2 separate regions of the Homo sapiens genome follow, and region 1 is linked to region 2. A link is a contact called in ENCODE Hi-C or POLR2A ChIA-PET data. All regions are on one chromosome and are shown on one strand. The core of a region is the stretch at or near the end of the contact, and the rest is flanking DNA. Distances in the headings are between cores, read along the strand shown.

Evidence for each region. A loop is a pair of places that touch in the nucleus more often than their neighbours do. ChIA-PET counts read pairs that join two places held with the same protein, here RNA polymerase II (POLR2A). Pooled maps may share reads with other maps.
Region 1: a loop to region 2 is called in a pooled map, with 11 times the contacts of the local background. The contact joins the promoter of UBL7-DT here to the promoter of IMP3 in region 2. A Hi-C loop is called at or near these places in 7 of 50 pooled maps. POLR2A ChIA-PET finds 5 or more read pairs at or near these places in 2 of 52 experiments (CD8-positive, alpha-beta T cell and activated B cell).

Annotation. Positions count from the first base shown.
Region 1 is chr15:74,459,889-74,463,172 of GRCh38, reverse strand. UBL7-DT (UBL7 divergent transcript) reads right to left here and starts at 1,908. Exons shown (of 4, transcript NR_120377.1): 1 at 1,146-1,908. UBL7 (ubiquitin like 7) reads left to right here and starts at 2,013. Exons shown (of 11, transcript NM_032907.5): 1 at 2,013-2,136. RefSeq lists enhancers at 494-994, 1,942-2,091, 2,382-2,471, 1,926-2,772, 2,928-3,284.
Region 2 is chr15:75,638,401-75,641,580 of GRCh38, reverse strand. It overlaps IMP3 (IMP U3 small nucleolar ribonucleoprotein 3), which reads left to right and starts at 1,357. Exons shown (of 1, transcript NM_018285.4): 1 at 1,357-2,488. The coding sequence starts at 1,413. The coding sequence ends at 1,967. RefSeq lists a silencer at 1,203-1,362 and an enhancer at 1,653-1,712.

The DNA.
Region 1 (3,284 bases), core at 659-3,158, 1.2 Mb after region 2:
CAGATATCAAGACCTACTCTAAAGTTAGAGAAATCAAGACGTGTGACATTGGCACAATGACAGAAAAATACACCCATGGCACAGAATAAGAGTCAAAAATTGACCCAGACATACATAGTCACCGGATTTATGACAAAGCTGCCACTGAAATTCAGTGGGAACAAAATTTTTAAATAGTGCTGGATCAATTGTACACCCATATGGAAGAGATGAATCTTGATGTCTAACTCCTATCATATACAAAGATTAATGTGAAATTAATCATAGACCTAAATGTGAAAGATAAAATAACACAGAAGAAAACCTAGGATAGTATCTTCATAACGAGGGCAGGCAAAGATTTCTTACATAGGACACAAAAGGCACTAACCATCACAACAAAATTTCAGGCCGGGCGTGGTGGCTACCGCTTGTAATCCCAGCACTTTGGGATCACCTGAGGTCAGGAGTTCGAGCAGCCTGGCCAACGTGGTGAAACCCCGTCTCTACTAAAAATACAAAAATTAGCCGGGCGTGGTGGCAGGTACCTGTAGCCCCAGCTCCTCAAGAGGCTGAGGCATGAGAATCTCTTGAACCCGGGAGGCGGAGGGTGCAGTGAGCCGAGATCGGCCACTACTGCACTCCAATCTGGGCGACAGAGCAAGACTCCGTCTCAAAAAAAAAAAAAAGTTTTAAAATGAAATTAAATTATCTAATACCATTAAGAGTAAAAAAAAAATCATGAACTGGGAAAGTATTCACAATATATAATTTTGATAAATTATGGAGCTCAGGTGCAAGTAACTTAGTAGGCAGGAGAGGAAGGAGTCTAAAGAAGTCTAGTTAGGAAGGATTACTGAAAGAGGGGGTATATCTAAAAATGGGTAGGATGGGAAAGGGAGACTTTGGGAACAGCCATGGGTTCCTAATGCGCCCACAACATACATGGGAGTTATCCTGAAGATAAACTCCCTGAAGACAGTGAAAGCCATTTCAAAACTCCCCATATAACTTATGAGAACAGAGGGGTGATCTGCCTTTAATGTTAGGCCTTCTGAGATCCTGCGATCTGTTCGCTCTCCTCAGTAACATTACCCTGCTCAATTGCTGCCTTAATCCCAGGTCGCACATTGGAATGTGGGAATTCAGCGTTTACATTTACCCACACAGGATCAGCCTTCAGCTGCTACGATCAACTTCAGTATTTTCATATAATCACTTTTTTCTTTCCTTAGTTCTTGAATTATTAATTCCTTGAGAAGAGTCCAATCAGAGGTAGTCTTTCTTCAGTATTTTCGGTAATCCTAATTTCTGTGCAAAAAAATTTCTGTTCCATTTTAACCGTGCAGAACTTTCTGTTATCTAAAACACAGTTTCTCTATGAGAGTTCAGTGAAAATTCCCCTTCCCAAACTGATTCTATGAATGACTGTTAGATAAGCTTCACCACTGCATGTAGAGGGTGTACCAGGAACCCAAGTTAGTAGCTCTCCTCAAAGACCCAACTTTTGGAGGGGGTCATCGTCTGGTTCCTGGTATGCCTCCACAGGTAGGTCCGCCTCAGGAAGTCAGCGGCGAGGAGCACAGAAGAGGCTGCCTTCACCAACGGACAGCAGTTTTCATCGTGAGGGCCGTCGGCAACCGCTTGGATGTGTCTAAAGGGGCCGTTTGGGAACCGGCCCTTCTGGAGGGAAGGGTCGGAGTGGGAGGGGATCCGGGATCCGCCTTACGGCCGAGTGTCCAGCAGCGCGTTCCAACCTGGCAGAACCGACGTACTTCATATGCTCCTCAGGGGAGCGCGGGAATCACCAGGCTGAAGAATGACTGGAAATGGGACCCTCTCCAACCAAAGCACCCAGACATTCCGGCGCCGGACATTTCAAAGAGCGCGGAAGCCACGCCTTCCCCCAGAACCGGAAGCTTTGCAACTAGCGCCTCTTGTAGACTGGCTGTTTATAAGGGGGCGGGGGGCCACAGCGGGAACTGCAACTCCCAGAATGCAGCGCGGAATTTCCGGTTTCCGGCGAGAGGGCCAGAGTGAGTGTTTACACCGGCGGCAGTGCGGCCGGGTTCCTTCCGCGGGACGGGTGAGGGCGCTGGGGCCCTGGGCAGCGCGGGCTCGATGTGTGTCAGCCAAGTAGCTGGTCCCACTGGAGCGGTGAGGTCGCCACCGGATAGTGTTCCTGCCCCATTACTAGCGATCTGTGACCTTGGGCCAGTGATTTTACTGAGTCTTGCTTCCCTCATCTTTAAAATGTGGCTAATGCCTGCCTTAGGGAACCGTTGTGAGGATTAAGTGAGACATGGTATATAAAACGACCTCCTTCTGGCATAAACTTGAGGTGGAAGATACCTTGAGGATGCTTGAAGGTCTGCTAGGCAGCTTCACAGCCTTTTCTTTCCTCTTCTCTATCAGAGGTCTCTTTGGAAGCAATAATGATGACTATAACAAGAACTTATCTTGCTTTGCAAGATTCTTCCGCCGTCAGAGTTTCTGATTTATTTTCTGGGGTTCCATGTATGCCAGGTATGGGGACAAGGATGAAGAAAACTTTAGTCTTTTGTTTTCAAGGGCATTCAAGAATTGGGGTGGAGGAGGGGGCAAGCAGATATTTGTAGCCCTTTTGTTCTGAGGGGATGTGGGAACAACAGAGGAAAGAGAGGGGACTGAGGTTATTGAATCTGTGTTGGTTTCGGTAGGAGTTTGCTAAAAGGCCAAAAAGGGAAGAGAAATTACATGCAGAGTTAGATGAGCAGAGGTGTAAAATAGGGGAGAGCTTTGTTATGAGTGTGTACTTACATGTTGTGGAGGTCCTTTGCAGGGGTAGGGCTCTGTTGGGGAATGAGGCTGGCAGGGAGTTTTGTAAGCCAGGCGATGAAGTTTAGACTTAATTTATATAGATGGTTTAGAGGTATTGGAAGAGGTCTTTTTCTGGGGGGCCGGGGTGGGGCAGGGAGGGACGGAGTCTCTGTCGCCCAAGCTGGAGTGCAGTGGCGCTATCTCGGCTCACTGCAACCTCCACCTCCCGGGTTCAAGCAATTCTCCTGCCTCAGCCTCTCAAGTAGCTGGGATTACAAGCGCCTGCCACCACGCCCTGCAAATTTTTTCTATTATAGTAGAGATGTAGTTTCACCATGTTGGCCAGGCTGGTTTCAAACACCTGATCTTAAGTGATCCGTCCTCCGCGGCCTCCCAAAGTGACAGGATTACAGGTGTGAGCCACCGCGTCTGGCTTTTTTTTTTTTTTTTTTTTTTTTTTTTGCGACAGAGTCTCTCTCTGTCACCCAGGCTGGAGTGCAGTGACG
Region 2 (3,180 bases), core at 108-2,607:
AGTGTTGGGATTACAGGCATGAGCCACCATGCCTAGCCTGGTGATGTTTTCTTAAACTGGCTAAGTTTATGAGTATTTATTATACTTTATAATTTACATATTATATTATTTTCCAGATATCGAATATTTTATATATATATATATATCTTTTTGAGACAGGGTCTGGCTCTGTTGTGCAAGCTGGGGTGCGGTGGCACCATTGTAGCTCAATGCAGCCTACAAGTCCTGGGCTCAAATGATCCTTCCCCCTCAGCCTCCCAGGTAGTCAGGACTACAGGTGCGCACCACCATGCTTGGCTAATTCTTTAAGATTTTTTACAGAGGTGGGATCTCGCTTCTTTTTTCTTTTTTTTTTTGCCTAGGTTGGTCTTGAACTCCTGGCCTCAAATGATCCTCCCACCTCAGCCTCCCAAAGTGCTGGGATTACAGGCATGTGCCACCGCGCCCAACCCTCAAATATTGTATTGTAAAAGACAATGAAAAGCATACAAAACAAAAATGATCAGTGAGAAGCTAGGTGGCGTCAAATGCCCGGGCAAAAAGGGGTTAGGTCTGCAGCGCTATACTCAGATGTAACTTACAGATGCAACTAGCGGAAACAGCATTAAATTTGTTAACTCAATGCTTGGTGGCCAGAAATTCATGTCAGGATAATTCATTTGAGCACAGACTAAAGGGTTTGGACTTGTAGTTATAGTCCAAGTTTCTCAAACTTGCTGGGTTTTATGAATCATCTGACACTTTAGTTAATAATACAGATTTCCAGGCGACTCCCTTATAGATCCCTTTTCTGTGGGCCTAGGAAGCAGCCAATCAGTATTTCATGGGTTCGGTGCCACCTATCCCAACTTGACAATGAGAGATCGCTCTGCATGCCAGGTGAAGGACCTGACGCTGGCGGGCGGCGGGGACTACCAGGTCAGCCCCAGGAGAGCCGGCTCCGGCAAGCTCCCCCAAGGCATGGCAGGAGCCCAGTGCAAGTTAGCACAGTAAACCCAATCAACAAGCCGCAGTCACCCCTCTTCCCCAGAAATGGCCTCTTCAGCTCTTGCGGGGGAGACTCTGAAAGTCCCCAAAGGACAGAAGTCTAGGAGGAAATGATTGCCGCAGAAAGGGATACAGTCTTGGCTACTAAAAACCGCGCGGAACCGCCTAGGGACCCGCTCCCAACCACCCACCTCCGGTGCTTCTACCCCCTCCCTCGCAAACGCGAAGAAAAGAAGAAACGCGAGATCCCAGTGCAGAGGCGTGGTCCCACCCTGGCCAATGGGAAGTGAGGGCGTGACTTTAAGTCTTTCTTTCATTGGCCCAGGGTCCCAGGCCGTCCAGGTCTTGGGGCGCCGCGGCGGAAATCGCGCGGATGCCAGAACGCGCTCTCAGCTTCGGGTCCTGCGGCTGCGGCTGCCGCCATCATGGTGCGGAAGCTTAAGTTCCACGAGCAGAAGCTGCTGAAGCAGGTGGACTTCCTGAACTGGGAGGTCACCGACCACAACCTGCACGAGCTGCGCGTGCTGCGGCGTTACCGGCTGCAGCGGCGGGAGGACTACACGCGCTACAACCAGCTGAGCCGTGCCGTGCGTGAGCTGGCGCGGCGCCTGCGCGACCTGCCCGAACGCGACCAGTTCCGCGTGCGCGCTTCGGCCGCGCTGCTGGACAAGCTGTATGCTCTCGGCTTGGTGCCCACGCGCGGTTCGCTGGAGCTCTGCGACTTCGTCACGGCCTCGTCCTTCTGCCGCCGCCGCCTCCCCACCGTGCTCCTCAAGCTGCGCATGGCGCAGCACCTTCAGGCTGCCGTGGCCTTTGTGGAGCAAGGGCACGTACGCGTGGGCCCTGACGTGGTTACCGACCCCGCCTTCCTTGTCACGCGCAGCATGGAGGACTTTGTCACTTGGGTGGACTCGTCCAAGATCAAGCGGCACGTGCTAGAGTACAATGAGGAGCGCGATGACTTCGATCTGGAAGCCTAGCGGATCTCCCACTTTGCATGGCTGTCTTTTACAGATGGGAAAACTGAGGCCTGATGCTGGAGATTCTATGAGGGTGCTCTCCTCAAGGGTATCAGACGGTCGTAGGTTCTTAAGAATTTGATTCATCAGTGGCAGGCCATGCATAGAGCCACGGGAGGTGCGTCCTTGTTTTCCAGGGAATGTTCTTAGAACTTGGACTACTGATTATTAATTGACTGTGCCTTGGGAAACAGTGGGAAGTAACTTGGTGCAGCACTGGGGTATTGTTGGCTTCTTGTGTTGGAAACTTTGTAATGTAAAAGGAAAAACTGGAAATCCCCACGCCCTGTTTCCCTTTATCGTCTTGTGGTTGGACTGGTTCAATTCGTTTAACTCGAATTCTTGCTCCTGGCCGTGGTTAAGCTGTGTACAGATGATGGAGAGTTTGGCCTCAAGTTTTTATAAACTGAGCGAGACTAGTGTTCAGGATCTCCTCCCTTGTTTAAATGTCAATAAATGCCCCAACTGCTTTGTAAGTGCAACTTTTTAATCTGTCTGGTTTTCTTTTTTTCTCTAGAGACGGAGTCTTGCTCTGTCACCCAGGCTGGAGTGCAGTGGCGCGATCTCGGCTCACTGCAACCTCCGCCTCCCGGGTTCAAGCAATTTTCCTGCCTCAGCCTCCCGAGTAGCTAGGAGTATAGGCGCCCGCCACCGCGCCCGGCTAATTTTTGTGGTTTTAGTAGAGTCAGGGTTTCACCATGTTGGCCAGGCTGGTCTGGAACTCCTGAACTCGTGATCCGCCCGCCTCGGCCTCCCAAAGTGCTGGGATTACAGGCATGAGCAAACTGCGCCCAGCCTCTGGTTTTCTTACATAGAGTCATATTTATACGTCCCAGGAGCCCAGAGAAGAATAGAGTCAGCAGCGAGTGACCTGCCTGTGGATTAGATGTGCAACAGGGCCACATGTGGAGGATGCAGGATGTTGTACAGGATTGGGCAAATTTGTCACTTTACCAGTCCCTTCCTTGGAATGAGTGTTTTGGCAGAGCTCTTCCTCACATAACTTCCTGTTGATATTCCAGCCCCAGGAAATACCGTATTAGAGGGCTGGGATGTTTGCTTGCCTAAGGAAATAATCACTCTGTAGCTTGGCCATCTAGCGGTTAGAAGTGGCCCAGGAGGTTCCTGGAAATTTAGATGATAGCAGTGATAGAGAATAAGAAGGGAGACTACC